2 separate regions of the Homo sapiens genome follow, and region 2 is linked to region 1. A link is an interaction called in ENCODE POLR2A ChIA-PET data of the cell type or tissue named here. Cell type or tissue: OCI-LY7. All regions are shown on one strand. Each heading gives the region's core, and the rest is flanking DNA. Links, peaks and the distances in the headings are about the cores only.

The links. Peaks named below come from ENCODE experiments on the same cell type or tissue, not always from the same donor. Only the 100,000 strongest peaks of a DNase experiment are listed, where the experiment ranks them.
Region 2: POLR2A ChIA-PET joins it to region 1 with 15 read pairs; 3 of 35 experiments call an interaction of 5 or more read pairs at or near these places.

Annotation. Positions count from the first base shown.
Region 1 is chr12:50,506,268-50,522,679 of GRCh38, reverse strand. All of the region lies in intron 1 of DIP2B (disco interacting protein 2 homolog B), which reads right to left. Among named protein-coding and RNA genes, the nearest start is that of DIP2B, 9.5 kb to the right of the region's middle. RefSeq lists enhancers at 4,639-4,928, 4,989-5,078, 5,099-5,148, 11,779-11,898 and a silencer at 6,871-6,920. In OCI-LY7, for the core only: no CTCF peak of the experiment used is centred there; DNase peaks (open chromatin) are centred at 4,899 and 7,599; H3K27ac peaks cover 928 bases.
Region 2 is chr12:50,214,060-50,230,471 of GRCh38, reverse strand. It overlaps LIMA1 (LIM domain and actin binding 1), which reads left to right. Exons shown (of 11, transcript NM_016357.5): 4 at 7,987-8,451. Among named protein-coding and RNA genes, the nearest start is that of MIR1293, 12 kb to the left of the region's middle. RefSeq lists enhancers at 7,758-7,807, 7,838-7,897, 7,737-8,588, 11,069-12,268. In OCI-LY7, for the core only: no CTCF peak of the experiment used is centred there; DNase peaks (open chromatin) are centred at 5,661, 5,921, 8,091, 9,051 and 4 weaker places; H3K4me3 peaks cover 5,244 bases; H3K27ac peaks cover 4,951 bases.

The DNA.
Region 1 (16,412 bases), core at 2,757-10,756:
CTTATTTTACTCAATGTTATGTTATAAAGAGGCTGAAAAGAAAAACAAAAAAATCAATTCCCAGCCAGGGCCACTATCTGTGTGGCGTTTGCACGTTCTCCCCATGTCTGTGTAGGTTTTCTCCAGGTACTCTAGTTTCCCCCATACCCCAAAGATGCATCCATTAGGTGAACTGGCACATTTAATTGTCCCAGTCTAAGTGAGTGTGTGTATGTATGTGTGCGCCCTGCAATGGAAAGTCCTTTCCAGGGCTGGTTCCCGTCTTGTACCCTGAGCTGCTGGGATAGGTTCCTGCCTTCCCAGACCCTGAACTGGAATAACCAGATAAATAATTATCCTGTTGTTTTTATTAATCTTTCTTTCCATTTTTCAAAAATGTGGCCGGGTGTGGTGGCTCACACCTGTAATTCCAGCACTTTGGGAGGCCAAGGCGTGTGGATCACTTGAGGTCAGGAGCTCGAGACTAGCCTGATCAATATGGTAAAACCCCGTCTCTACCAAAAATATAAAAATTAGCTGGGTGTGGTGGCACATACCTGTAATCCCAGCTACTCAGCGGGCTGAGGCAGGGGAATCACTTGAACCCCGGACACGGAGGTTGCAGTGAGCCAAGATTGTGCCACTGCACTCCAGTCTGGGTGACAGAGCAAGACTCTATCTTAAAAAAATAATAATAAAATATACAATAATAAAATAAAAAATAAAAAATAAAATAAATTAAATAAAAAATGTTTGGGGGCTGGGCGTGGTGGCTCATGCCTGTAATCTCAACACTCTGGGAGGCCAAGGCAGGTGAATCCTTGAGCCCAGGAGTTCAAGAAGCCTGGGCAACATAGCAAAACCCTATCTCTACAAAAAATACAAAAATTAAGCCAGGCACAGTGACTCACACCTGTAATCCCAACACTTTGGGAGGCCAAGGGCGGAGGGGCGGTTGGAGTGGATCACTTGAGGTCAGGAGTTCAAGACCAGCCTGGCTAACACGGAGAAACCCCGTCTCTACTGAAAATACAAAAATTAGCTGGGCGTGATGGTGACAGGTGCCTGTAATTCTAGCTACTCAGGAGGCTGAGGCACAAGAATCACTTGAACCTGGGAGATGGAGGTTGCAGTGAGCTGAGATGGGGCCACTGCACTCTAGCCTGGCAACAGAGTGTGAGACTCCATCTCAAAAAAAAAAAAAAAAAAAAGAAAGAAACCTGAAGTCTAACTGAGAAGGTAAAAATAACATAAATGAAACAAACAGTGGCAAATTAAGAGTTAAAACTGTTGCTGAGCTGGGCACAGTGGCTCATGCCTATAATCCCAGCACTTTGGGAGGCTGAGGCGGGTGGATCACGAGGTCAAGAGTTCAAGACCAGCTTGACCAACATGGTGAAACCCCCTCTCTACTAAAAATACAAAAATTAGCAGGGTGTGGGGGTGTGCGCCTGTAATCTCAGCTACTCAGGAGGCTGAGGCAGGAGAATCGATTAAACCCGGGAGGCAGAGGTTGCAGTGACCTGACATCGCGCCACTGTACTCCAGCCTGGGCGACAGAGGGAGACTCCATCTCAAATTAAAAAAAAAAAAAAAAAAAAAAAAACTGTTGCTGAATATAACAATAGTCTAAAAATAGAAGAGATTAATATGGACTAAAGCAGTCAGCAGGTTTCATGATGAGAGGAACGTCAACCAGGCCTTGAAACAAGGGTTGGATTTTAATAGGAGAAAAAGCAGTCCTGACAGGGAAAATACTCGCTACAAATGCAGAGACAGGAATGAGCTTGCCAAGAAAGAGTGAGGAAACCCATATGATTGTAATAGAAGAGTGTCAGATACTAGTAAGAAAAAAGGTAGATAGGGAGGCTGATGGCAGAATCTAGATTCATTCACTAGCTGAACCGAAAAGCATTTTCACTAAAGAACACTGCATGCTGTCCTCATGCAGCTTACTTAGGGGAGATGAGAATATTTATGCAAATAATAATTTCCTAACTTTAAGATAATTTTAAAAATAGCTATGATATAGGGGTAACATTAGAAATCAGAGCTCAGAGAACCGACAAATGGAGAAGTTGTTTTTTTAACAGGATGTTCATTTTCTAGTACTTCTCTTGGTCTTCTTGAAGAAAAACAAGCAAAGAACTATGGAAGGAAAACTCATACCACTGCTTGTTCTACATGTTCAACTTAAAAATGAAAGTTTCTCCAAACCAGAGAGGAAGTCAAATAAATCATGAATGACTTTTTAAAATTTTAAGACAGTGTCTTTGCCTTTGTCACAGATTTACTAAACAAGAACTATCAGAAGCTTCTACCTAACAATTCCTTGCTGGGTTGATTTTTTTTAAAAGGAGATTCAGGCCGGGTACGGTGGCTCACGCCTGTAGTCCCCGCACTTTGGAAGGCCGAGGCGGGCAGATCACGAGGTCACGAGTTTGAGACCAGCCTGGCCAACACGGTGAAACCCTGTCTCCACTAAAAATACAAAAATTAGCTGAGCATGGTGGTGCACACCTGTAGTCTCAGCTACTGGGGAGGCTGAGGCAGGACAATGGCTTGAACCCAGGAGGCGGAGGCTGCAGTGAGCCGAGATCATGTCACTGCACTCCAGCCTGGGTGACAAGTAAGACATTGTCTCAAAAAAAAAAAAAAAAAAAAAGGAGATTCAATGACAAGACTGGTCAGCACTATAAAATTTATTCATATCTGAACTGAATTAAAAGCCATAAGTTCTGGCCCATGATTAACTTACAACAATATGATCTTAAATTCTTAGAAAGAAAAAGAAAAAAAAATCTTGCAGATGCTTTAATGTATGCCTAAAAGCAACAGTCCTCCAAAAATAAAGGGTATTAGAGCACTATTTCTTCACCACAAAAAAAAAAACCTCCAAGAAAAACCAATTAAAGTACATGTCATTCACAGAAGCATCTATGTTCATTTATACATTAATTTTTACATTAAACATTAAATATCCTGGGGGAAAAAAGACTAAAAACTCTTTCTGCATCACCATGTAAGTACAACCCAGAATCAATAACCCAGAAGCTCGAGGCCTGTTCACAACACAGACCTTTCAAAGATGCTAGGCTAGACCTGTGAATTTTCATTTAGGGCTGTCCCATGTAGCATCCAAAATATTATCATCCTGGGTTTCCCCTTTCAGCTTCTCATCATCTCCATCTCAATTCAAGGAAGAAAAAGTAACTTCACAACAAAAGACAAGTACATAAAATTACCTTTCACTTTATAGATGCACTTCATATTTTTCATTCTTTTAAAAAAAATAAAAGAGGCTCAGCATAGTGGCTCATGCCTGTAATCCCAACACTTTGGGAGGCCAAGGAGGGAGGATCGCTTGAGCCCAGGAGTTTAAGGCGAACCTGGGCAATACAGTGAGACCCCATCTCTAAAAAAATTTTAAGAAATAAGAAAAGAAATAAAAGTCACATCTTGCCAGTAGTTATACTGGTATGAAGGAAACCCTCCAAATATAATCTACAGAGTGTTAACCCCTTTAGTTCCTGCAAAGCATGGTAAGAAATAACAAATTACACCCCTATACCTTTTTCTCTGAGAATAAGATAGAACATTCCCATTCTTCTCCCTCCAGGGAGCCCTACCCCCCAAAAAAATAAACGCAGAAGCTGTGGCCAGATGCAGTGGTTCATGCCTGTAATCCCAGAACTTTGGGCAGCCAAGGCAGGAGGACTGCTTGAGCCCGGGAGTTCAAGACCAGCCTGGGCAGCAACAAAGTGAGACCCCTGTCTCTACAAAAAATAAAAAATTAGCCAGGCATGGTGACATGGACCTGTAATCCCAGCTACTTGGAGGATTGCTTGTGTACAGAAGTTTGAGGTTGCAGTGAGCTAAGATCATGCCACAGCACTCTAGCTTAGGGGACAGACCAAGACCTTGTCTCAAAAAAACAAACAAAAACAAACAAAAAAAGACAGAAGTTGTATCCTAAGGAAAATGAGACATACCAGTTAAGATGCAGGAGAATTCTGCTGAAACTACTTGAAACAAGATTCAGGGAGATGGAGGTCAAAATGGCTGTGTGGAAACACCACAGGGCTTAGAACCAAACAGACTTGGTTTCCAATCCCAGCACACTGTACAGAAACTGCACACCTATCTCTAGGAGTTGTTAAGATTAGAAACACATTTCAAAGACTTGCCCAAGGGCCGGGCGTTGTGGCTCACGCCTGTAATCCCAGTACTTTGGGAGGCCGGGGTGGGCGATCACTTGAGGTCAGCCTGGCCAACATGGTGAAAGTCCATCTCTACTAAAATACAAAAATTAGCCGGGCATGGTAGCGGGTGCCTGTAATCCCAGCTACTCGGGAGGCTGAAGAAGCAGAATCGCTTGAACCCAGGGGGCGGAGCTTGCAGCGAGCTGAGGTCGCACTATTGCACTCCAGCCTGGGCAATAAGAGAGAGATTCTGTCTCAAAAAAAAAAAAAAAAAAGTTGCCCAAGACCATATGTGAACCCAATTCAGCATGACTCCTAAATTCAGTGCTCCTTCCCAGTGCCATGCGTCCAGAATGCTACCTTATGGGAAATGTGTAACCACAGGTGGGAAGATACATTGTATGCAATGTTTAGGTGCTTTTTGCTACCTCAGTTCCCTCATCATCATTATGCTAATAGGAGCTATGTATTCAGCACCTACTTACTAGCCAGGCAAGGTATATGAAGTGCTAAGCACAGGACCTATTACATCATAAGCTCTCAATAACTGATGACTACTTATACAGAGATTTAACTTCTTAAAAGAGCTTAGAAAAGGAAACTGGAACGAAACAGAAGTTAACTGGAAACTCACAGGAAACTGAAACAGAAGTTAACCGGGCAAAAAAAGGGGAAGAACATACCAGAGTGGACATTTTAGAGAATGGCAATGTATACAAAAGCATACAAGTGAAAAAAAGCACAGTGCATTCATGGAAGTGCAAGTCATCTGGCATGGCTAGAGAGCAGACAACAAATATAGACAGAGCAGGAAATGAGGGTAAAAAGGCAGGCAGGTCTTGGTATACAAAGAAAGATGCTTAGAGTTTATCCTGTGACTGAGAGAAGCCAAGGAAAACTTTTAAACAGGGAAGAGAACACAATTAGGTTTGTGTTTCAGAATGATCAATCAGTGACAGGGTAGAGAAAGACCTACTGAAGGGAGAAGAGACCGAGACAGGCTGATGAGTTAGGAGACTACCTCATTAGTCTAAGCAAGAAATAAGTGCCTGAACTAACACTGGAATGATATGGAGAACAGGAAGTAGAAACAACAAGACTCAGTGATCCATTAGAATATGGATCACTGGGCAAGGTGGCTCACACCTGTAATCTCAGCACTTTGGGAGGTCAAGACGGGTGGATCACCTTAGCCCAGGAGTGAGATCAGCCTGGGAAACAATGCAAAACCCCATCTCTATTTAATTTAAAAAAAAAAATCTAATTAAAACAAATTTTTTGGTCGGGTGCGGTGGCTCACGCCTGTAATCCCAGCACTTTGGGAGGCCAAGGCAGGTGGATCACGAGGTCAGAAGATCGAGACCATCCTGGCTAACACGGTGAAACCCCATCTCTACTAAAAAAATACAAAAAAATTAGCCGGGCGTGGTGGCGGGCACCTGTAGTCCCAGCTACTCAGGAGGCTAAGGCAGGAGAATGGCGTGAACCCGGGAGGCGGATTTTGAGACAGAGTCTTGCTCTGTCGCCCAGGCTGGAGTGCAGTGGCACGATCTTGGCTCACTGTGATCCCTGCTCACTGCAACCTCCGTCTCCTGGGCTCAAGCAATTCTCCTAACTCAGCCTAGCCTCCTGAGTAGCTGGGATTACAGGCACCCGCCACCACACCCAGCTAATTTTTGCATTTTTAGTACTGATAGGGTTTCGCCATGTTGGCCAGGCTGGTCTCGAACTCCTGACCTCAGGTGATCCGCCCACCTTGGCCTCCCAAAGTGCTGGGATTATAAGCATGAGCCACCGTGTCCGGCCAAAACAAAATATTTTTAGAATATAAGGATGACTCTCAATTTTTTTGACTTTGGTAAGTTACTATGGTCTGAATGTCAGTGTCCCCCAAAAATTCCTATGTTGGAACTTAATTCCCAATGTGATAGTATTAAGAGATGGGGTCCAGGCACAGTGGCTCACAGTCATAATCTCTGCACTTTGGGAGGCCAAGGTGGGAGTATCATTCATGGCCAGGGGTTTGAGACCAGTCTGGGAAACATAACGAGACCCCATCTCTACAAAAAATAAAAAATCAGCCAGGTGTGGTGGCACACGCCTGTAATCCCAGCTACTTGGGAGGCTGAGGTGGGAGGATCGCTTAAGCCCAGGAATCCAAGGCTACTGTGAGCTATGATCTCGCCACTGCACTCCAGCCTTGGTGACGAGCAAGACTCTCTCGATATAGAGATAGAGATAGAGATAGAGATAGAGAGAGAGAGAGAGAGAGAGAGAGAGAGAGATGGTGCCTCTAGGAGGTGATTAGGTCATGAAAGAGGAGTGCTCATGAACAGGCTTAGTGCCCTTATAAAACAAGCTTGAGGGAGCCTGTTTGCCCCTCCCACCATGTGAAGATGCAACAAGAAGGTGCCATCTTTGAAGTAGACAGCAGGCTCTCATCAGACAATAAATCTTCTGACTTCTTGATCTATGACTTCCTAGCTTCCAAACTGTGAGCAATAAATTTCTATCATTTATAATTTACCAAGTCTAAGGTATTTTGTCATAGCAGCAGAAATGGATGGAGATAGTAAGTGGACATTCTGAAATACAGTTATCTGTGAAGCAGGGAGGTGGGGGCAGGGGTGGAGGAGGAAGTTGAAACAGAGTTGTTTTAGACTTACCAAGTTAGCATGGGGGAACCAATGGAATGTCTAGAGCAGAGGCAAGTCAGGGCTACAGATACAGACTAGGGAACCACGTGCACAGCCATGACAGCTGAAGCCCTGGGCACAGATAAGATTACTTATCTCTGTATGTAAAGTGAGGTGAAGAACAGACACAAATCTGAGGAATACCCTCATCAGGAGAAAGAAAGAGTAGAAGAAACCCCAGAGAGAGCACGAGGAAGGTTAGGAAGCCAGAAGGAAACTATGCCACAAAGGTTAGGAAGGGGAGAGTTTCATAAAGATACCAGTCCACAGTGTAGGGCTGGGCATGGTGGCTCACACCTGTAATTCCAGCATTTTGGAGGCCAAGGCAGGCGGATCACGAGGTCAGGAGTTTGAGACTAGCCTGACCAACATGGTGAAACCCCATCTCTACTAAAATACAAAAATTAGCTGGGCGTGGTGGCAGGCGCCTGTTAATCCCAGCTACTTGGGAGGCTGAGGCAGAATTGTTTTAACCCGGGAGAGGGGGTTGCAGTGAGCTGAGATTGTGCCATTGCACTCCAGCCTAGGAAACAGGGTGAGATTCCATAAAAAAAAAAAAAAAAGGTCCACAGTGTACAATGCTGCAGAGAGAGATGCCATATCCAGCAGGTTCTCTGCAGTCTGAAATTAGGAGTCAGTGGTAGCCTTGGAGACAGTTGTTTCAGAAGCTTAATGAGGCAGGGGAAATGGACTGAGCACTAAGCAAAGGTAAGAAATAAGAGGAAGGAAATGTAGGCCACACCTTTCAGGCTCGAGAGAGGGAGAGAGGGCCAGCACATGAAAGCAAGCATATTCTCATGCAACACTGTGGCAAAGTTTTGTGTGTGTTTTTTTTAAAGCTGGAAGGCTGGGCATGGTGGCTCACGCGTGTAATCCTAATGTTCTGGGAGGCTGAGGTGGGAAGATTATTTGAGCCCAGGAGTTCAAGATCAGCCTGGGCAACAAAGCAAGACCTTGTTGCTACAAAAAACTTAAAAATTAGCCGGGCATGGTGGAATGTACCTGTAGTCCCAGCTACTTGAGAGGCTGAGGTGGGAGGATCACTTGAGCCCAGGAAGTCAAGGCTGCAGTGAGCACCCCACTACACTGCAGCCTGGGCAACAGAGTGAGACCCTGTTTCAAAAACATAATGTATAGGCTGAAGGCAAAGAGTCAAGGGCCAAGTGTTAAGTGAGAGGTTGAAGATGAAAGAAACAAAGAGAGACTGTAAATGAACAGATCAATCAATAAAGTGAGATCCCAAGATCTCAAAAGAGAAGAGATGAGAGTAAGAACATGGAGGGACAGACCTTCGAACAGGAAGAGGACAGTTCCTCCTCTGAGAAAAGAAAGGAGATACGGGTGGAACTGATACAGATGAGTCTGCCAAGTGTTAGGGAGGGAAGCTGAGGGAGTCTGGTCTTCCTTATAAACTAGTGAGAATGAAAGGTGATAATGCAACCGGGTGCAGTGGCTCACACCTGTAATCCCAGCACTTTGGGAAGCAGAGGTGGGCGGATCACCTGAGGTTGGGAGTTCGCGACCAGCCTGACCAACATAGAGAAACCCCGTCTCTACTAAAACTACAAAATTAGCTGGGCCCAATGGTGCATGCCTGTAATCCCAGCTACTCAGAAGGCTGAGGCAGGAGAATCGCTTGAACCCGGGAGGCGGAGGTTATGGTGAGCTGAGATCATGCCATTGCACTCCAGCCTGAGCAACAAGAGCGAAACTCCGTCTCAAAAAAAAAAAAAAAAAGACAACTGAGTGACAGAGCTTTAGATTTAGCAATGGTTTTAAATAAAAGTAGTATTTTTAAAAGATGAAAGATCAATCTAGAGCTAAAAAGAGACTACAATCAGACCAATTAAGTCTGAGAGGACTCACGGAGGCTGGTGGTAAATAAACTCTAGGGAAAAGAAGATCAAGAACACTTTTTTTTTTTTTTTTGAGACGGAGTCCCACTCTATCTCCCAGGCTGGAGTGCAGTGGCATGATCTCAGCTCACTGCAACCTCCGCCTCCCAGGTTCAAGCAATTCTCCTGCCACAGCCTCCCGAGTAGTTGGGATTACAGGCGCCTGCCACCATGCCCGGCTAGTTTGTGTATTTTTAGTAGAGACGGGGTTTCACCATGTTAGCCAGGCTGGTCTCAAACTCCTGTCCTCAGGTGATCTGCCCACCTCAGCCTCCCAAAGTATTGGGATTGCAGGCGTGAGCCACCACACCCAGCCAGAAAACTTTTGAAAGAGGAACTAAAAGGAAGGATATGTTCACTGAGGACAAGTGAGGGATATGAAACGGAAGAGTAAAAACCATCGTTTCTGAAGGTTCTAAACATCCATATGTCCCTTTTCATAGCTTGTAGATGCTAAGTCTCAGAAACCAAGCTTATATGTCACAGGCATTTGCCTGAATCTGTAGGCTCAGAAATGTACATATGCGAGATGTCTGTATGAAACAGACCAGCAAGTCTTCTGCTCTAGTCAACTGCTTGCAGTGACCCAACATGTACTGGACTAAGGGTATAGGGTATAGGTGCCAACAGGAACAACTGATGATGGAGTGAAGGCTTACTTTCAAAAAATTTATCACAAATTGATTCCATTCATCACTTCATATATAACCTTATTCTACTAAGTAACACAAGATATTAAAAACTGCCAAGTCTCCACGCATCCATTCACTATCAGCAGCAATAAAGATTACATGTGCTGAGTGCTCACCGCACGCCATACTATACTCAGCTTTTCTATTATCTTACTTTAAACCTCCTTACAACTCCAAGGAGGGTGTCATTCCTTTTTGTTGTTGTTGTTGAGATGGTGTCTCGCTCTGTCGCCCAGGCTGGAGTGCAGTGGTGCGGTCCTAGCTCACTGCAACCTCCGCCTCCCGGGTTCAAGCAATTCTCCTGCCTCAGCCTCCCGAGTAGCTGGGACTACAGGTGCATGCCGCCACGCCCGGCTAATTTTTTTGTATTTTAGTAGAGACGGGGTTTCACCATGTTGCCCAGGCTGGTCTCGAACTCCTGAGCTCAGGCAATCCACCCGGCTCCGCCTCCCAAAGTGCTGGGATTACAGGCGGGAGCCACTGCACACCACCGTCATTCCTTTTTAAATGTTGATGAAACTCATACCTGGGAGGTTAGACAGTTTGTCCAAAGTCACAGAGCTAATAAATGGTACAGACAGAACTTCAACCCAGGCCCACCAGATGTCAAAATATGTGCTTCTCAAATGATTATACAACACTACCTTATGTCAAAATCAAGTCCCCAAAACTGAGACTTTATTTTTCAATTCAAATTGAAGTGACCAAAAATTTATCGTATTCCTAAAACAATATAAGAAATAAATAGTTGTGAGTTATTTAAAATAAATTTCAGATACAAAGGACCTCTCTACAAGAGCATACATTGACGCTGGGTGCAGTGGCTCAAGCCTGTAATCCCGGGACTCTGGGAGGCCGATGCGGGCAGATCACCGGAGGTCAGGAGTTTGAGAGCAGCCTGGCCAAGATAGTGAAACCCCGTCTCTACTAAAAATACAAAAATTAGCCGGGCGTGGTGGCACAAGCCTGTAATCCCAGCTACTCAGTAGGCTGAAGCAGGAGAATCACTTGAACCCAGGAGGTGGAGGTTGCAGTGAGCAGAGATCACGCCACTGTACTCCAGCCTGGGGGACAGAGCAAGACTCTATCTCAAAAAAAAAAAAAAAAAGAGCTTACATTGAGCTAAGGCGAGACTTGGTGGCTGGCTCATACCTATAATCTCAGCACTTTGGGGGAGCCAAGGTAAAAGGAGCTCAGGACTTTGAGACCAGCCTGGGCTGAACATAGTAAGACCTTGTCTCTACTTTTTTTTTTTTTTTTTTTTTTTTTGAGACGGAGTCTTGCTCTGTTGCCAGGCTGGAGTGCAGTGACGCGATCTCGGCTCACTGCAACATCTGCCTCCTGAGTTCAAGCAATTCTCCTGCCTCAGCTTCCCGAGTAGCTGGGACTACAGGTGCAAGCCACCACGCCGAGCTAATTTTTGTATTTTTAGTAGAGACAAGATTTCACCACGTTGGCCAGGATGGTCTTGATCTCTTGACCTTGTGATCCGCCCTCCTCGGCCTCCCAAAGTGCTGGGATTACAGGTGTGAGCCACTGCGCCTGGCCTCATTTCTACTTTAAAAAAAATTTTTTTAAGAGATAAAATGAAAAGCAATTTAAATACTTAGAAAATACATGATTGGCCCGGCCTGGTGGCTCATGCCTGTAATCCCAGCACTTTGGGAGACCAAGGCAGGTGGATCATTTGAGGTCAGGAGTTTAAGACTAGCCTGGCCAACATAGTGAAACCCCGTCTCTACCAAAAATATAAAAATTAGCCAGACGGTAGTGACATTTGCCTGTAGTCCCAGCTATTGGGGAGGCTGAGGCAGGAGAATCGCTTGAGCCCGGAAGGCGGGGGTTGTGGTGAGCCAAGGTCGTGCCACTGCACAGTCTGAGCAACAGAGTGAGACCCTGTCTCAAAAAAAAAAAAAAAAAAAAATAGAAATCACACTGGTCAGGGATAGGTTTACAAAAAAGGTGGTACTTGAGCCTGGCACAGTGGCTCACACCTGTAATCCCAGCACTTTGCGAGGACAAAGCAGGCGGATCACAAGGTCAAGAGTTCGAGACCAGCCTGGTCAACTGGTGAAACCCTATCTCTACTAAAGACACAAAAAATTAGCTGGGCATGGTGGAGGGCGCCTGTAATCCCAGCTACTTGGGAGGCTGAGGCTGGAGAATCCCTTGAACCCAGGAGGCAGAGGTTGCAGTGAGCCGAGATCATGCCAGTGCACTCCAGCACGGGTGACAGGGAGAGACTCCGTCTCAAAAAAAAAAAAAAAAGAAAGCCAGGCGCAGTGGCTCATGCCTGTAATCCCAGCACTTTGGGAGGCCGAGGTGGGCGGATCACCTGAGGTCGGGAGTTCAAGACCAGCCTGACCAACATAGGGAAACCCCATTTCTACTAAAAATACAAAATTAGCCAGGCGTGGTGGCACATGCCTGTAATCCCAGCTACTCAGGAGGCTGAGGCAGAAGAATCGCTTGAACCCAGGAGGTGGAGGTTGCGGTGAGCTGAGATCGTGCCATTACACTCCAGCCTGGGCAACAAGAGTGAAACTCCGTCTCAAAAAAAAAAAAAAGGTGGTACTTTAGCTGAACCCTTAAAGATTTGCGAGAAACTGTGCATATAAGCAAGAAGGAGCATTTCAAAGAGTATCCCTGAATTAGTCACATGAGAGAGAACCATGGAGAACTCTAGTAATTAGAATACAAATATAGTATGAAGGCCCTTTTTAGCCAGTCATATGAACTTTCAACCCTGAAGTGCTAAGTCTTAAACAGGCTAGGACAGAAAGTTGTAACCAAGGGCTGAGCTAAGCGTGACATATTAATGATTTATCTTATTCAAAAATCCAGCTCAATGCCATGGGGCTGTCAAACAAGATTAATTTTTCAAAATACACACCAGAACAAGGGTATCCATAAAAGCTACTCTTTTCAATAAGGTGAATCATTCTTCCAGTGAATTTGTCTGTAAATTCTCTTCTGGAACTGCCCTCAAAACCAGTTTACAATCATTCTGATTTTTTTTGACAATCACAACTAAAATCAGTTTATAATCACTCTAATTTTTTCAGTCACAACTAGTTTGGGTTCTAAAAGAATATTAACCAGCTTTTCTCTACTTGATTCCAAGTGACCTATAAATGAAACTTTACCCTCAAAGAATTGAAATCTGCCACCATGAGGATTTTCAAAGGAATGTGTCACAGGCTCTGACAGTAATTCTGAAGATGAGCTCCTGCCCACCAAAAACACACATGCAAGTTCTGGAGGTAGATTACTTAGATAATGCCCATTCTTGGTTATTTAAAAATCTACATTCCTGCTTTCCTTAATACTCCTAGCATCAGATGTTACAACTGCTTAGACAGAACTTTGATAAAGGTGTATCCTACGAATCTATGACTAAGCTACGGATTTTGGGATAAGTGGCCCCGTTTCCCATGATAGGTAAAGCAGGAGGAATTTACCAGTTTTATGGTGGCTTAAGTCTAACTGCCCCCTTCTGAGACTGTAAAATCTTTATCCAACATCTCCTTTTTCCTCTTCAACTCTCCCACCTCTTCCCCATTAAAAGTCACTGCAATTCCTAGGAAGCAGTCTTCTCTTATCCCTTTGCCTTCGTGGCAGACCCTGTGCCATGCTTTAAGGACCACAAAGCTACGTGATGAAACAGACAGGAGAAAGGGAGGATGGGACTATGTTTACTGTTTGTACTCAGAGAAGTGTTCAAACAAGAAAAGGGAGGATCCCTTCCTGTGAGTGTTATTTTATCTTAAATACCTTTCCAGTTGTCATCTTTGGACTGTTCTCAGACACTGAAAGACTTGAGCTCCTTCCTGCATGCCACAGAAGTATAGGAACATTCTTCGCGTTGCACTTATGGCTGAACTGCACAGGCTAAATTATAGCCCGCTCTACTAGCCACACAATCCAATCTCGTATTTATAATTCTCTTCTATCTCTCACAACGATAAAGCAGATAGCTTCCTCTTTTCTTAGAAGGCAGCCTCTGTACATAACTCCACCATGGTCATGCACTGTTTTGTTGGCAGTTTTCAATGATTTCCCTGGCAGACTCAGAGCTTCTTAAAAGCTACCAGGGTATCCTGCTCATTTGCACACAGTAGGCACAAAATACACATCTGCTGAACTGAATGCATAAGTGATGGATTTGAAAGAGATTTCAGAGAGAGAATCAACACTGTGGTATAGAACTGTTTAGGGCCAGGTGCAGTGGCTTACACCTGTAATCCCAGCACTTCAGGAGGCCAAGGCAGGCAGATCATCTGAGGTCGGGAGATCGAGACCCACCTGACCAACATGGAGAAAACCCGTGTCTACTACAAAATTAGCCAGGCGTGGTGGCGCATGCCTGTAATCCCAGCTACTCAGAAAGGCTGAGGCAGGAGAATCACCTGAACCCGGGAGGCAGAGGTTGCAGTGAGCTGAGATCGCACCATTTCACTCCAGCCTGGGCAACAAGAGAAACTCCATCGCAAAAAAAAAAAAGGTAGCATTTCCTTAGAGAAAAAATTAGTTAACAGCTTGTGCAATGACAGCACAAATATTTAAATCATTCCAATGTCATCGTCACATGACAGCTTAGGATAACGACACTTATTAGGTATGCAGCTTTAGACAAAACAATCTTTCTGAGTACAAGTTTTCCCTTCTGTTAAGCCACAAAAAAGAAAGGGGCGGTGGGTGGTAACAATACCTATTCTATCTAGTGAAGTTTAGTAAAGCTCAAATGACAATGTACAAAAAGATCATTACACAAATATAATGTATTATTGGACAGATTTAAGCAAATTAATTCTCCCCATTAGTGCTACTTTATGTACATACACTTGACTAGACCATATACATAAGTCCAAACAACAGAGCTGTCAAGCATATAATAAAATATGTGGATCATTAAAAATTTCAGTCACAGAAATACTTGCAGAAACCTTCTACCTATTCAACTCGTCTATAGAAAAGCTCATCCTTATGTGGAAATTCAGTTTTTAAATGATTTCCAGGCAGTTTCAGCCTGTTCTTTTTGTGACAGAAGCAGGTTTTAACCAGGAAGCTGCCTGGTGACCTGCCTGAAGCACCAGACACATCACAGGGCTCTGCAACACGCTCTGCAGCAAAGAGCCCAAAGCAGGCACAAACCTGCATTTCAGCACAGAGTTGGCTGATCTATTACCAAAGCCTGCAGCTGAAAATACAGGCAAGCACAAAGAAAATTCTTTAACAGCATACAGCTCAGATTATTGCTATGATTAGGACCAATGACAGGCTGAACCTTAAAAAAAAAAAGAGAGAAAGAAAGAAAAAATGAAAATAGAGAAATGAGTGCACCAATGTCAGCAAGGCATGATAAACACACAGTTAAAAGCATCTTTAGCGGTGGCTCACGCCTGTAATCCTAACACTTTGGGAGGCTGAGGTTGGTGGATCATTTGAGGTCAGGAGTTTAAGATCAGCCTGGCCAACACGGTGAAACCCGGTCTCTACTATAAATACAAAAAAAATTAGCCCGGCAGTAGTGGCGCTTGCCTGTAATCCCAGCTACTGGGGAGGCTGAGGCAGGAGAACTGCTTGACCCTGGGAGGCGGAGGTTGCGGTAAGCTAAAATCGGGCAACAGTGTGAGACTCCATCTCAAAAAAAACAAACGAAAGAAAAGCATCTAAAACAAAAAAAGACAAAGTACTTATGTTAGAGCAGAGTAACTGTAGAGAAAATGCAAAACGAACAAACCTTAGCTCCAAATATGCTACAGGCATCACAAATAACACCATACTACACAGATATGGGGACTTTTGGATTATTTTAACTTCACTTGAATTCCTAATGTCTATCCACTTCTCCAGCCAACCATCCCCTGTACTTTAAGCAAGAAAGATGACCAATATGCTGACACTGCAGGCCCAAGTTTTTCAATTGTATTTTTTCCAGTCATCCATTGCTAAAACAAATGAAATACAAGAAGTGTAGTATATCTATAAGAAACAAATTCAAACCAAGTCAGATGCCAACCAAAATAATCCTTCATTGGAAAGCAAACCATGCACTTGTCCTTAAAATGTTTAAGCCTTGGCATTCACAATTTGTAGAAGTTTCACACCTTTCTGAAGGAGAGAGAGGTGAGCTAATCAGTGTGGGTCCTAGAAATAGTTCCTCAGAATGTTTCTAGACATTCTAGAGATGTCTAGAAACACCCAGAGATGTAAACAACAATCAGCTGGAAGCAGATATACCCAGAATAAGGAGCTTCCAGGATTTCCCTCTCCGTGTGAAAGCAATCAACTCCTATTTTTAATCTCCCTCTGACGCAAGCATCCAGGCAAACCTCTCTCTAATCAAAGCTAGATGATTTGTTACTTTCAAATAGCAGTTTTAAAAGTCAGATTTTAATGCAAGTCAACACAGATTTAATGTCAATGCTTTAGTCTAGGAGAAGAATGAGTTATCTTGAGAGACAGAATTGATGGTAATGCAAAAAGCTCCTCGATTTTCGAAGCGGGGGGAACTTAAGGTATAACTGGGCAGACAAACCCAGAGGATTCCTATCTTCTTAAACACTTCACAGAAACAAACTAATCTAATACCAGTGATTCCCGGGACTGGCCGAAGAATAACTTGAAAATTGGATTAATTGAAAAATAACATGTTGATAGTTAAGTACAGGTAAAAACAGCACTTTCCTACACATTGGGTTATTAAAAGGGTTATTAAAAATAATTATTTCCTTCAGTGCCCAACAGGATTTATAACATTCAACTCTATTTTTGGTTTTTCATTGTAAAGGATTCTCAGAGGGGAGGGAACCATAATGCCTTAATAAGTAAACAATAAGTAATGTTTAATAAGCTCCTGGGAGTTGGTCACATTCTTCTTTTCCAATCAAGAGTTTTTGATCCACTTGAAAAATGCTAGTGAAGAGGGCCTTCCACAAGGAACTC
Region 2 (16,412 bases), core at 4,789-12,788, 290 kb after region 1:
TCCTTCCCTTCACTGTCATCCATTTAACAAGTTTTCACTGAGCACCTACTACATGCCAAGCACAGACTACATCCCAGCCCTCGTGGAATTTACATTCTAGTGCAAAAGACAGACAATAAAGAAATTGTGTCAGTATGGCTGGGCGCGGTGGCTCACGCCTATAATCCCAGCACTTTGGGAGGCCGAGGCAGGCAGATCACCTGAAGTTAGGAGTTGGGAGACCAACCTGGCCAAGATGGTGAAACCTTGTCTCCACTAAAAATACAAAAATTAGCTGAGTGTGTTGGCACATGCCTGTAGTCCCAGCTACTCTGGAGGCTGAGCCAGGAGAATCACTTGAACCCGGGAGGCAGAGATTGCAGTAAGCCGAGATAGCACCACTGCACTCCAGCCTGGGCGACAGAGTGAGACCCCGTCTCAAAAAAAATAAAAAAATTTAAAAAAGAAATTGTGTCAGTAGTGATTAGTGCTGTGGAACAGCATGAGGCAGGTAAGGAGGATAGAGTCTAGGGTGGTCAATGAAGGCCTGTGGTGAGGAAACGTTTGAGCAGAGATTTGAAGACATGAGCCAGGGAGAAGAGTCAGGCAGAAGGAACCGCTTGTGCGGATGTCCTCAGGCAAGAACAGTCTTGGTGTGTTTGAGGAATAGAAGAGAAAGGTCAAATGGTGTCATTGTAAAGACCTGGGCTTTAACTCTGAATGCAAGGAGGCCTTTGGAGAGGGTTTATATGCAAAGGAGTGATGTGGTCTGACTTAAATTTTTTTTTCTTTTTTTATTATTATACTTTAAGTTCTAGGGTACATGTGCACAACATGCAGGTTTGTTACATATGTATACATGTGCCATGTTGGTGTGCTGCACCCATTAACTCGTCATTTACATTAGGTATATCTCCTAATGCTATCCCTCCCCGCTCTCCCCACCCCACAACAGGCCCCCGTGTGTGTGATGTTCCCCTTCCTGTGTCCAAGTGTTCTCATTGTTCAATTCCCACCTGTGAGTAAGAACATGCGGTGTTTGGTTTTTTGTCCTTGCGATAGTTTGCTGAGAATGATGGTTTCCAGCTTCATCCATGTCCCTGCAAAGGACATGAACTCATCCTTTTTTATGGCTGAAGAGAAGGCTCTAATCCCAGCACTTTAGGAGGCCAAGGCGGGAGGATCGCAGGAGGCCGAGGTGGGAGGATTGCTTGAGGCCAGGAGTTCAAGACTAGCCTGGGCAACCTAGTGAGACCCTGTATCTCTATTTTTTAAATGTAAAAAAATAGAAGGAAGAGAATGTAGAGGAACAATAATGGCAGGAGCATGGAGACCAATTAAGAGACAATTATAATGATTTAGGCCAGGTATAATATGGTTTGGACTAGAGTAGTAGCAGTATAGGTGTTGAGAAGTGGTCAGGATGTATGTTGAATGTAGAGAGAAAGAAGAATCAAGAATGGCAGCAGTGGCTCTGCCACAGTGGCTTGTGCCTGTAATCCCAGAACTTTGGGAGGTCAAGGCAGAAGGATCACTTGAGGTCAGGAGTTCAAGATCAGCCTGGGCAATATAGCAGACCCCATCTCTATTACAAAAAGTAAAAAATAAAAGAATAGCAACAATGTTTTTGGCCCAAACACAATTAAATTAAAATACCATTAATTGAGATGGGGAAGACTACAGTAAAAGCAGATTAGAGAGGGAGAAATAGTAGAAGCTCAGTTTTGCACATGTAAACTGTAACATGTTTTATTAAGACATCCAAATGGAAATGTCAGTAGGAACTTGGATACTATATAAAAATCTAGAATTGGAAGAGATCCCCGCTGCGGATAAAATGGACATGTGTCAAAGTGTCAGTGGTACTTAAAGCTATGAGGTGCATGATATAAGCTAGGAAGTGAGTGTAGACAGAGAAGTGGTCTCATGACTTAGCTCAGGGGCACCTTGGTGTTTAAAGGTTGGAGATATAAGGAGTAACCAGCAGAGGAAACAAGTGCCAGAAGCCGAGTGAAGAAAGTGTTTCTAGAAGGGGAGTTAACAGAATCAAACACACAGGTAAGCTGAGAATTGACCATCGGATTTGGCAACATGAAGGTCATTGGTCATCTTGTGTTGTTTGGGAGTGGTAGAATAGAGGCCTGAATTGGACTAGGTTCAAGACAGTGGGTTAAGAGAAGTTGACCCCACGAGTATAGACAATCATATGTGGAGCATCTCTTATGTTCCAGCTCCTGAAGACACAAGAAGAATAAGATGTATTCTCTACCTCCAAAGGGACTGTTTAGAATTTGGAAAATAGAATTACAACCCAGGTGTGATAAGTACCATATCAGGCCCGGCGCGGTGGCTCAAGCCTGTAATCCCAGCACTTTGGGAGGCCGAGGCGGGCGGATCACAAGGTCAGGAGATCGAGACCATCCTGGCTAACACGGTGAAACCCCGTCTCTACTAAAAATACAAAAATTAGCCGGGCACGGTGGCGGGCGCCTGTAGTCCTAGCTACTCGGGAGGCTGAGGCAGGAGAATGGCATGAACCCAGGAGGCGGAGCTTGCAGTGAGCCAAGACCGCGCCACTGCACTCCACACTCCAGCCTGGGTGACAGAGCGAGACTCCGTCTCAAAAAAAAAAAAAAGAAAAAAAAAATTACCATATCAAATAAATACTCAGAGTGGGCTGGGGGAGAATTTAGGAGGGATCTGAACTGTGCTACATCTAGAAAGGCTTCCCAGAAGAGGCAGTGCCTGACTCAACCCTAAAGGACCAAGAGGAATTAGCTAAGCAGAGGCGACAGGGAGTGGCAGAATCTTTGTATTCTAGATGGAGGAAGCAGCACACGCACAGCATGAAGGCATAAGAGAACAGGCCTACTTGACAGATGAAAAGATGGTTGTCGCATTCACCAAGATAGACAATTCAAGAAAAGAAACAGGTTAGAGAGTGAGGAGTAAAGGGAAGACTTCGGGCCTGGCACGGTGGCTCACATCTGTAATCCCGGCTGAGGCGGGTGGATCACCTGAGGTCAGGAGTTCGAGACCAGCTTAGCCAACATGGTGAAACCCCATCTCTACTAAAAATACAAAAAATTAGCCGGGCTTGGTGGCTCACGCCTGTAATCCCAGCTACTCGGGAGACTGAGGCAGGAGAATTGCTTGAACCCAGGAGGCAGAGGCTGTGGTGAGCCAAGATTGCACCACTGCACTCCAGCCTGGGTGACAGAGCAAGACTCCATCTCAAAAAAAAAAAAAAAAAAAGAAAAGAAAAAAGAAAGTGAAGACTTCAACCTTAATCAAGAAGGAGTTTAAGATGCCTCTAGCACTTCCAGGTAGAATTGGTAGAAAAGGAGAGATGTCTATCTAGAGATAAGTTCTATAACTCTGTCTATATAGATACACAGTATACATCTATCTATGTATTTGTTGATACTATAATCTATATGGTGGGTGAAATCGGGATGAATAACATCATATACAGAGAATATGTAAAGTAAGCAAAGCAGAGGACCTAAGACAAAAACCCTGAGGGACCCCACCATATAAGGGAGGGACAGAGGAGGAGAAACCTGTAAAAAAAAAAAAAAAAGAAAAAGAATTACTAAATTATGAAACTGAGTAGTGGCCAGATAAATGAGAAGAAATCTTTTTTTTTTTTTTTCATATGGAATCTTGCTCTTTCGCCAGGCTGGAGTGCAGTGGCATGATCGCAGCTCACTGCAACCTCCGCCTCCCGGGTTCAAGCGATTCTCCTGCCTCAGCCTCCCGAGTAGCTAGGATTACAGGCGCACGCCACCACGCCCACCTAATTTTTGTATTTGTAGTAGAGACAGGGTTTCACCATGTTGGCCAGGATGGTCTCAATCTCTTGACCTTGTGATCCGCCCGCCTCGGCCTCCCAAAGTGCCAGGACTACAGGTGTGAGCCACTGCGCCCAGTGAAATCTTTTTTTCATTATTGTTTTTTTCTACACCCTTCTTGCATCTCAAAATGGGAAGAAATCTAAGAAAAAGGGGTATCACAGAAAAGTTGGAAGCAATTTTTACCAGGGAGAGTGGTCAGTAATGTCAGATGCTATAGTGAGATAAAATAAAGCAGAAGCCTCCAGTGCTTTTAGCAGTTGAGGTAAGTGGACGTGAATAGGTATTTAAAGAAGAGGGTGGGCATGGTAGCTCACACCTGTGATCCCCACACTTTGGGAGGCCGAGGTGGGAGGATCACTTGAGCCTGGGAGTTTGAGCCTGGGCAACATAGTGAGAACCCTCTCTATAAAAATTTTAAAAATTTAGCTGGGCGTGGTGGCATGGGCCTGCGGTCCCAGATACTTGGGAGGCAGAGGTGGCAGGATCACTTGAGCCCAGGAGGTCAAGGCTGCAGTGAGCCGTGATCATGCCACTGCACTCTAGCATGGGCAATAGAGCAAGAACCTGTCTCAAAAATAAATAAGTAAATAAATAAATAAAATAGATAACAAAGAAGTAACAGTGTAAAAACATGCTTAGCCTCACTGATGATCAGATAAATGTAAATTAATAATGAGATATAAATTGTAATCTAAACAGTTGGCAAATAATTTTGAGCAATACATATATTCATCAGTGGGGGAATGGTAATTGCACATACAGTATAATATACTATATGGTTATTAAGATTTTGGCCAGGCATGGTGGCTTACACCTATAATCCCAGCACTTTGGGAGGCCAAGGCAGGTAGATCACCTGAGGTCAGGACCAGCCTGGCCAACATGGTGAAACCCCGTCTCTACTAATAACACTAAAATTAGCCGGCATGGTAGTATGTTCCTGTAAGCCCAGCTACTTGAGAGGCTGAGGCAAGAGAACTGCTGGAAACTGGGAGGCAGAGGTTGCAGTGAACCAAGATCGTGCCACTACACTCTAGCCTGGGTGACAGAGTGAGACTCCGTCTCAAAAAGAAAAAAAGATTGAAGATTTCATGTATGGGCATGAAAAGATATCAAAAGCACATTAGGTGATTAAATGCAAAGTGTAGAACAGTAAGTACAGTATGATTTTGTACAAAAAAATACATATAGTGTACAAAATAGAAAAAAAGACAACATATATACCATATAAACTGTCAGGACTGGGTATCTAGGTTGGGAGAGGTGGGGAGTCAAGTAGGGAAAATGGCATGTATTACAGCATCTATTCATGTCGGGTACATATTTCTATATTGATTGAGAGTTTTTCCCCCAATAAGTTATTACTTTTTTAATTGAGAAAAATAATAAATTAAAAATAAGATAATGTTATGAACATTTTAAAGAGACAGTTGGGGCCAGGCGCAGTGGCTCATGCCTATAATCCCAGCACTTTGGGAGGCCGAGGCAGGCAGATCACCTGAGGCTGGGAGTTCGAGACCAGCCTGACCAACATGGAGAAACCCCGTCTCTACTAAAAATACAAAATTAGCCAGGTATGGTGGCACATGCCTGTAATCCCAGCTACTCAGGAGGCTGAGGCATGAGAATTGCTTGAATCCAGGAGGCCGAGGTTGCAGTGAGCCGAGATCACGCCATTGCACTCCAGCCTGTGCAACAAGAGTGAACCTCCGTCTCAAAAAAAAAAAAAAAAAAAAAAATGCCAGGCATGCTGACATACACCTGTAGTCCTAGCTACTCAGGAGGCTGAGGTGGGAGGATCACTTGAGCCCAGGAAGTCAAACAGCTGCAGTGAGCTATGATTACACCACTGCATTTCAGCCTGGGTGACAGAGCGAGACCCCGTCTCTAAAAAAAAATTAAAATAGGATCATGCTGTCTTATAATTTGCTTTCTTCATTCAAAAGTATCCTATGAGCATCTTTTCATGTCAATAAGTATACTTTGATCACATGATAGGTATCTGAGAAAAACAGTGTCCAGTTACCAAGGCAAAGTGCCACTTTGATTGTCAGGGCTCCTGTGTGGTTACAGTAAGGGCAGGTGAAGTCAGAGACCTAGATGACTCATCCATTGTGTGGCACGAGACCTTACAGAGCCAAGAGTGCTGCTGGCAGTTAGGGTAGAACCAGCTTCTGGAGCTGTTCTGTAATTCCTTCTTTTCCAGCAAGAAAACTTTTTAAGCTTCTTATATCTCTGATGCATACATTCTTCCCCCAATGGATCATTTTGTAAGCTAAAATTTAAACACTAGAATCAAGCAGTTCTATAATTTCTTTTCAAGCCTTATTTCTACTTGATGAAGTGGCTTTCAAGAGTATATTCAGAAGAGTAATAGGGTGAGAGACTTAATTCCCAAAATAGCTGCTAATCCTGTTTAATTCCTAGGTTGTTTGTCCTTTCTTTCTTAGTTGAAAGACTGGTGAGTCACAGACTACAGGAGAGAAGGTATTGGAGTTTGCAGTTTGTTGGGAAGGTGGTGCTGTTCAATTTATTTAGGAGTACAGTCCTTTCAAAGTACGGGACATTTAATTTAATTTAATTTTTCTTTTTTTTTTTGAGACAGAGTCTCACTCTGTCACCCGGACTGGAGTGCAGTGGCGCGATTTGGGCTCACTGCAACCTCCGCCTCCCAGGTTCAAGCCATTTTTCTGCCTCAGCCTCCTGAGTAGCTGGGACTACAGGCGCGTGCCACCACGCCCAGCTATTTTTTGTATTTTTAGTAGAGACGTGGTTTCACGGTGTTGGCCGGGCTGGCCACGAACTCCTGACCTCAGGTGATCCACCCGCCTCGGCCTCCCAAAGTGCTGGGATTACAGGCATGAGCCACTGCGCCCAGCCGGGACATTTAATTTTCAACAAGCGTGTTTCCTCTATTATGGAACAACAGTGACAATTTCCAGGTTGTTTTCAGTCTGTCTTACATGTATAAATTAATTCCATTTTTGGCCCTAGTGAAAGTGAACTCTCTTAGATATGTAAATGTGTGTCCTTTGATCATCTGAGTGATAAGTAGTGGTATTTGCATTTGAAGCCTGCATATTTTACAACCAGAGGATCTGTAAAACAGTGAATTTCTTGATAACTGAGAATTTTTTTTTTTTTTTTGGTTGGGGGATGGCGTCTCACTTTGTCACCCAGGCTGGAGTGTAGTGGCGCAGTCTTGGCTCACTGCAACCTCCACTTCCCAGGTTCAAGCGATTCTCCTGCCTCAGCCTCCAGAGTAGCTGGGACTATGGGTGTGCACCACTGCACCCAGTTAATTTTTGTATTTTTTTTAGAGACAGGGTTTCTCCATGTTGGTCTGGCTGGTCTCAAACTCCTGACCTTGTGATCCGCCGGCCTCGGCCTCCCAAAGTGCTGGGATTACAGGCGTGAGCCACCGTGCCTGGCCCTGATAAGTGAGAATTTATACACAGATAAACTTGTAGAGAAGAGCAGGGAAAAAAAAAAGATTAAATTCTTATGAAAAATAAAATTTGACTGCTCATATGCATGTAAATTATGTCAGATATAACTAAATATTTATGCAAATACTTGGAAAGTCTGGGGACTTCTCCAGGGTTCTACAAATTGTTTCAATCCTTGCTGCCACTATCCGTAATTAATGGTATAGTTTCAGCTATCCTGCAACTATCCTGCATCTTTGTCTTATTTAAAAGAAGAAAAAAAAACCCAGCAGAATTTACCATGTTATTTTATGGCAGGTAATGATGAACTTTGCTGATGTGTAGTTACAGTGTTTCAAGCACTTGTATTTTGCTTTTTCTTTCTTGTTTTTTTCCCCATTAATCTTTGGGTAAAAATCTCTTGTTTCGCATGTAACTATCATTAGAGCTGGGTTTGCCTTTCTTCTCATTTTGTCCTTATAAGGCCATCCTGTTTTATCACTTCCTGCTTCAGCTCCTGAGTTTTTCTCTCTTCCCCTCTCCCTCTCCCTCTGCCGGGTGGATGCTTTCTCCATGTGGCAAGGCTGTAACTGTTCACAGCTGTCTGAAACAGCAGTGGACCAGGAGCAGCTTGGAGTTTTAACTTTCATTTTACAAAGAACAACATGTTTGAATGTTTCAGCAGGCAAGTTATAACTGGCATCTACTTCTTGTTCTTCTAGAACACCGAAAATCTCTCCCAGCACTTTAGAAAGGGGACCCTGACTGTGTTAAAGAAGAAGTGGGAGAACCCAGGGCTGGGAGCAGAGTCTCACACAGACTCTCTACGGAACAGCAGCACTGAGATTAGGCACAGAGCAGACCATCCTCCTGCTGAAGTGACAAGCCACGCTGCTTCTGGAGCCAAAGCTGACCAAGAAGAACAAATCCACCCCAGATCTAGACTCAGGTCACCTCCTGAAGCCCTCGTTCAGGGTCGATATCCCCACATCAAGGACGGTGAGGATCTTAAAGACCACTCAACAGAAAGTAAAAAAATGGAAAATTGTCTAGGAGAATCCAGGCATGAAGTAGAAAAATCAGAAATCAGTGAAAACACAGATGCTTCGGGCAAAATAGAGAAATATAATGTTCCGCTGAACAGGCTTAAGATGATGTTTGAGAAAGGTGAACCAACTCAAACTAAGGTAAGAATTGGGCGGGTTTGAAACTTGAGAAAGCCAATTCAAGCACTAAACAAAGCTGTTTTTCCAATCTAGCTATTTTGAGTAGAGGCGAATATGTGGTCAGTATGTCTTTTGATTCCAGTTAGATAAGTTAATAGTCTCAAATGCATTATTTACATAGATGCTAAGATTTGTGAGTCTCTGACACAATTTCATGTTAAATCAGGTTCACACTGGGATTCAAATTGGTATCTAGAAATGAAGAGAGTTTAATACCGATTGGATTATGTGTTTTTGTACACTTGCCCTTTTAAATTGTCTTCCTGTGTTCTTTATCATTTGTAGCTTTGGGGGTGGAATTACTGCTGAATAGCTCTCTGCTTGGACACAGCTGCAGACTGAGTGTTAAGGCCGGAGTTTAACATTAAGACTGAGGCTTACTTGTCTCTGCTAGCTGAATCCCTTCTCTTCTTCTCAACTTCCTCATCTGTGCCTTCCAACAAATGTTTTCTATCAGCTAAAATCCTCTCTCAGGCAAAATCAATGAAGATAGCCAGACTAGCTATAGCTTTCGGGAGTTTTGACTTGCAAATGCACAGGGTTGCGTTTTCCTACAACTGCTAATGAAATTTGATCCTTCATGTGGATTGCAGACCTCGTCCCCAGAGGGAATTACTTAACTAGAAAATGAGTTACATATGCTGGTGATTTATAACACAATCCAGAGGCCACAGAGCTGGTAAATTTTTCCAGTTTTCTCATACTTTCCTATATATCTGGCTTTGTACATGGGGATGGTTCGTTACAACAGTCGTTATAATGAAATAAACAGACCTGATGGGGAGCAAAACCATCTGTTACTCTAGATTCCACCTAGATGGGAAAGCTGGATTTTTTTTAAGCTAAATATTTGGCCCAAGTCCCTATGTTTGGAAAGTAATATAATAATATTAAGCATTCTTTCTGAGATAAAAAATAACTCATCCTGTAGTCTTCAGTTATATTAGATGTGATATTGTCAATCCCTTCCCATGACTTGCAGTGCCAGTCACTTTTCTACTTAGAATTAGAAAAGTTCTTGAATGTTTGCGGGTCATGTTTGAAGTTGTGCGAGTTTTTGACGATGTGTAAAGCTACAACACTTCTCTGTGCATGAGCTTTAGCTCTACTTTAACAGTGAAACCAGTTGGCAAGAGATGTAACCACAAAGCAGTTTTATAACGTTTCTTAACTCTCTTCCCTCTCAAGTTTTTAGACCTTTAGTCCTGCCAACTCCTTCTTTCCCCTTTATGGTTTTAATTTAAAAATTTGTTTTATTTAAATGGGAAGAAGAATTTTAAGTGGAAGGAAAAAATGTCAGAAATCCTAAATAGAGAGGAAGGGGTTTTGTTGTGACTCAAAGCACCATTGTAAGTCTCCTCCTCCCAGACCCTGCTAGGAACAGGACAGCTGATGTCATGCCAGTACACACAATGTAGATTCAGTGCAAAAGGCTGCTGCATGTTGAAACTGGCCAAAGGTAGGAAATGACTGGGACTGTAGCAGACAAAAATGCTGATTATGTGTAAGGATATGGTGAGACACTTTTTCTCATAAATATCTAGTGAGATATGGGTCAGAACAAGCCTATCTCCCTAAGGCTGCTTGGAGAGGAGAAAAACTTTCCATATAAGATCTTACTAGTCCGGGCGTGGTGGCTCAAGCCTGTAATCCCAGCATTTTGGGAGGCAGAGGTTGGGGGATCACTTGTGGCCAGGAGTTCGAGACCAGCCTGGCCAACATGGTGAAACCCCGTCTCCACTAAAAATACAAAAATTAGCCAGGCATGGTGGCGTTGCTGGTAGTCACAGCTACTTGGGAGGCTGAGGCAGGAGAATCACTTGAACCTGGGAGGTGGAGGATGCAGTGAGCCGAGATCATGCCACTGCACTCCAGCCTGGGCAACAGAGTGAGACTCTGTCTCAAAAAATATATAAAAATAAAAATAAAGATCCTACTAGATGGCTGATAGCACTGGGCCACCAGATTGATTGCTAAAGGTATAGGAAGATGGAAGAGGCTGGGCACGGTGGCTTACATCTGTAATGAGAATTTAGGGAGGCCCAAGGCAGGAGGATTGCTTGTGCCCAGGAGTTTGAGACCAGCCTGGGCAACATAGCCAGACCTCGTCTCTACTAAAAATTTAAAAATTAGCCAGGTGTGGTAGTATGCATTGATAGTCCCAGCTACTTAGGAGGCTGAGGCAGAAGATTGCTTGAGCATGAGAGTTTGAGGTTGCAGTGAGCCATGATCGCCACTGCACTCCAGCCTGGGCAACACAGTAAGATCCCTGTCCCTTAAAAACAAGAAGATGGAAGAGACATAAGATTCACCTGGGCTTCTAGGTTTCATTGCTTTTTGTGTGTGCCATTTTTAATTTCCTGATTTGTCACTTAATGGACTGCTTAGGGAGTGGAAAACACAGCCACCCTTGGTTTTATTGCTGTTTGTAAATAAGCATCATTGTCCATACTGAAAACAGTCTAGATTATATTTATTTATTTATTTATTTATTTTTGAGACAGAATCTCTCACTGTTACTCAGGCTGGAGTGTATTGGTGCGATCTCGGCTCACTGCAACCTCCATCTCCCAGGTTCAAGTAATTCTCCTGCCTCAGCCTCCCAAATAGCTGGGATTATAGGCGCCCGCCACCACGCCCAGCTAATTTTTGTATGTTTAGTAGAGACGGAGTTTCATCATATTGGTCAGGCTGGTCTTGAACTCCTGACCTCAGGTGATCTGCCTGCCTCAAGCCTCCCAAAGAGCTGGGATTACAGGCATGAGCCACCACGCCCAGTCTCAGTCTAGATTATTTTTAACAGTTCTGTCAGGTATTCTATAGTCTGAGCTCAACCTACCTGTATAGTCTCACAGCCAATCTTATACTCAAACCTTGGAATACTCATCCCCCAACTGCTACTTTTTGAATCTTTTATTCTTAATATTTCACGTTTTAACTTCAGTGTGTTTATACTTTTTGAAATGAGACCAGAACATAGTAGACTTTATAGAGAAGACCAGTTTTACCTAGATTCCAAAGGAAGAATTAAACTGCTGTTATTGTTTGAAATGCGTTTTTTTTTTGTTTTTGTTTTTTTTTTTTTTATGGAGATAGGGTCTTAACTCTGTTGCCCAGGCTGGAGGAGTACAGTGGTACAGTTATGGCTCACTGCAGCCTTGACCCCTCTGCCTCAGCCTCCCAAATAGCTGGGGCCACAGGTGTGTACCACCACTCTCAGCTAATTTTTAAAATTTTTTATGGAGACAGCGTTTCGCTATGTTGCCCAGACTGTTCTTAAACTCCTGGGCTCAAGTGATCCTCCTGCCTTGGCCTCCCAAGCTGGTGAAATTACAGGCATGAGCCACCACACCCAGCCTGAAATTCTTAAAGGATGAGAATGTCAATGACAGAGCACCTTGGCATCATTGTGACTAACCTGGGAGACAGGGAAGAAGCACGCCATGGGAAGTGTTTACATTTGGGTACAGCTGTGCTAAGTACTGTGGAGCCCATAGCCTTGAGGTAGACGGCTACTTTGCCTTTTTTCTTGAACTGTCTTGCAGAATGTGGATTTGGGGTAAGTGGTCTTGAAGCACTCATTTAGTCACCCTCAAATTAAGATTTTTACTTCATCTTTCTTGGGCCTGTACCTCCAAGATGACAAAGAAAAGAAGAAACAATGGTCACACCAAAGAGGGCCGCAACCAGGTGTACGCTATTCACTGCAGCCAATTTGCTGCATAAACTGTGCCCATTGTGTGCCCAATGACAAGGCTTATTAAGAAATTCATCATAGGCCGGGCGCGGTGGCTCACGCCTGTAATCCCAGCACTTTGGGAGGCTGAGGCGGGCGGATCACGAAGTCAGGAGATTGAGACCATCCTGGCTAACACGGTGAAACCCTGTCTCTACTAAAAACACAAAAAAATTAGTTGGGCGTGGTGGCGGGCGCCTGTAGTCCCAGCTACTCGGGAGGCTGAGGCAGGAGAATGGCGTGAACCCGGGAGGCAGAGCTTGCAGTGAGCCGAGATCACGCCACTGCACTCCAGCCTGGGCAAGAGTGAGACTCCGTCTCAAAAAAAAAAAAAAAAAAAGAAAAGAAATTCATCACTTGAAATGCTTGAAATGTAGAGGCTGCGGCAGTCAGCGATATTTCTGAAGTGAGCGTCCTAGATGCCTGTGTACTTCCCAGGCTGGATGTGAAGCTACATTACTGTGTGAGTTGTGCCATTCACAGCACGGTAGTCAGGAATCAAGGTCATGAAGCCCACAAGGATCGAACACCTTCCCCCCACTGTAGACCTGCGGGTGCTGCCCCACGACCGCCAGAAATCAAGGTCATGAAGCCCGCAAGGACCGAACACCTCCACCCCACTGTAGACCTGCGGTGCTGCCCCATGACTGCCACCGAAGCCCATATAAGGAGCAGAGTTCTTAAGGACTGAAGAAAAACTAGCCTCTGGAGAAAAATAAAAAAATTGCAATTGTACTTAAAAAAAAAAAAAAGATTTTACTTCAAAGGCCAGGCTTGAAGTTCTGAACACTTTGAAGTCTCCAATTATGAGGGATCCAGTCTAAGCCTCTGGCTTTTGCTATTTAGCAATAGGTGTTCTATGATGGGCTGATTTGGAAGGAGGGAGTCAGCCACTCTTGAGCCACTGCAGTGAAGTCACTTGATCTCAGTCTGGAGAGAAACACTTTAATAGCTAAACATTCTAGCTTTGATTTTTCTGAAGGGAATACACCTGTTTTCAATTCTGGGATTTTTGGGGTGCTTGCTTGACTGTATATGAACTTGTGATCCAAGGAAAAAATAGGAGAAAGAACAATGTTGGCTTTTTAAGTCAGGATAGTTTTATGTTTGCTACTAGATAAGGCAAAAATAAAAACTTATTTTTATAAATTCAAGAAGAAAAGTAAGGATGTTTTTATACCCTAGTGGTCAATAACTTAGTTCATAGTATTTATTTAATAAAAGGAAGGTGGCATTGGTGGTATAGTGGTAAGCATAGCTGCCTTCCAAATAATGAAAATTGATTAAAGCCTATTTCTCAGTTATTCTCTACATTTGATGAATAGATAGGTTATTTAGGTCAGGTGGTTTAGCTGAATATGATGGTTTTATTTATTTATTTTTGAAACAGAGTCTCATTCTATTGCCCAGGATGGGGTGCAGTGGCACAATCTTGGCTCACTGCAACCTCTGTCTCCTAGGTTCAAGCAATTCTCCTGCCTTAGCCCCCGAGTAGCTGGGATTACAGGTGTCCGCTGCCATTCCCGGCTAACTTTTTTTGTATTTTTAGTAGAGATGGGGTTTCACTATGTTGGATAGGCTGGTCTTGAACTCCTGACCTCAGGTGATCTGCCCACCTCAGCCTCCCAAAGTGCTACCGCGCCCAGCCTGAATGTGATGGTTCTACTTCCTATGAGTGAATGAGTGGTATATGGATTAATGTAACCTATCGTCAAAAGAAATGCCACAGTGGGCTGGGAGCAGTGGCTCACGCCTGTAATTCCAGCACTTTGGGAGGCCAAGGCAGGTGGATCACCTGAGGTCGAGAGTTTGAGACCAGCCTGACCAACATGGAGAAACCCCATCTCTACTAAAAATACAAAAATTAGCTGGAGATGGTGGTGCATGTCTGTAATCCCAGCTGCTCAAGAGGCTGTGGCAGAAGAATCACTTGAACCCAGAAGGCAGAGTTTGCAGTGAGCTGAGATGACACCATTGCATCCCAGCCTGGGCAGCAAGAGCAAAACTTCTCTCGAAAAGAAAAGAAAAGAAATGCCACGGTGACACTTAGTGAGTGTGGTTTAGCATTCCTAATTCCTTATATGTATTAATCTGGATTTTAGGTGGCCAAGATAACCATTCAGGACAGCCTTTTATGAAAAAGATAACTGACCAACTAGTTATGACCCATGTTTAGTTATTGTCATGTTGCCTTTTTTTTTTTTTGAGACAGCCTCGCTCTGTTGCCCAGGCTGGAGTGCAGTGGCACCATCTCAGCTCACTGCAGCCTCCCAGGTTCAAGCAATTCTCTGCCTCAGCCTCCTGAGTAGCTGGGATTACAAGTGTGCACCACGAAGTCCGGCTAATTTTTGTATTTTTAGTAGAGACGGGGTTTTGCCATGTTGGCCAGGCTGGTCTCGAACTCCCAGCCTCAAGTGATCCACCCACCTCGGCCTTCCAAAGTGCTGGGATTTTATATTATAAAAATAAAGCAGGCCGGGCGCGGTGGCTCGCGCCTGTAATCCCAGCACTTTGGGAGGCCGAGGCAGGCGGATCACGAGGTCAGGAGATCAAGACCATCCTGGATAACACGGTGAAACCCCATCTCTACTAAAAATACAAAAAAAAAATTAGCCGGGCGTGGTGGCGGGCGCCTGTAGTCCCAGCTACTCGGAAGGCTGAGGCAGGAGAATGGCGTGAACCCGGGAGGCGGAGCTTGCAGTGAGCCGAGATTGCGCCACTGCACTCCAGCCTGGGCGACAGAGCGAGACTGCCTCAAAGAAAAATAAATAAATAAATAAAATAAATAAAGCAATATATTCAGGTAAAATAGACATATATAAAATAACAAAGGAAGTTTCCTTTGACTCATCACCCTTTTCTCTTGTTTGTGACCTCTCCCCGTAGACTCCCAGCCCTTCAGCTTCCCTCTGAATTTCAGTTCTTATTAGCACCAGGATCATGATATGTATAGATAGCATCAAAATGCCAACAAAAACTTCACTTGTTCCAACATCTTTGTGGTTTTTCTTCTTGTAAGTTCCTGGAAGTGACACTTGGTATTTTGTTTAGTTTTGCATAACACTCGTACATAAGAGTGTATATGCGCTGATGTAGTAGAATGAGTCTTTAGAGAGTAAGGCAACCAAGCTAAAGTGTGATGATCTCTGTTCATCAGGTACTTATTCATAGCCAATCTGTAATCTGCATCAAAGAAATAATTTATATAGGCCTTCTTGATGAATGGGTAGGTGTCCATAGGGAATGCCCAGATTGTTGCAGAAATTATTCATAACATCTTATCTTCCTCTTAGTTAATAATTGTATGTGTTCCTTTATCTACTTAACGTTAAGATAAAAAATTTTCTTCTGCTTTCTGAATATGTCTTATTTAGAATTATATCCCAAGAAGAATACAATTCTGAGGATGTTCATAATTGTATTAATTGCATAGTTTTGTTTGTTTGTTTGTTTGCTCTGTCGCCCAGGCTGGAGTGCAGTGGCACAATCCCAGCTCACTGCAACCTCCACCTCCCGGGTTCAAGTGATTCTCCTCCCTCAGCCTCCTGAGTGGCTGAGATTACAGGCGCATGCCACCACACCAGCTAATTTTTGTGTTTTTAGTAGAGACTGGGTTTCACCGTGTGGGTCAGGCTGGTCTTGAACTCCTGACCTTGTGATCCCCCCACCTTGGCCTCCCAAAATGCTGGGATTATAGGTGTGAGCCACTGCGCCCAGCCAAATTGCATGGTTTTAAGTTAAAATTTTAAAGTAAGTTTGGGGAGGAAAGGTATTTGAATAACTATTAACATCAATGTGGAGTCTATACAGTCATCTCAATGTAGGGGAGTATATCTTTAATTTGCCTGTCAGTGAATCTTCACTTTTACCTTGACCTAACATTTAATCTTCAATAGATACATTGCTAGTGCTTTAAATGTGGATAATTGGTTTTGCATGTTATTGTTAATTGTACACAAGAATTGTCTTTGTTTTTCTATCAATGCACTTTCTTACATATCTTGGTAAAACTAACTTTTTGCTGATTTAGCATATTCACCTATAGTTTGTAGCTTCTCTTGTCATTTCAAAAATGTAAATAAGGCTATCCTCAGCATTATTTTGACTGACATCTATTTATAGTGGTACATTTCTTGTAAAGACTACATATCAGCATAAATTTTTTATTTACTCTTAATAACTCTGA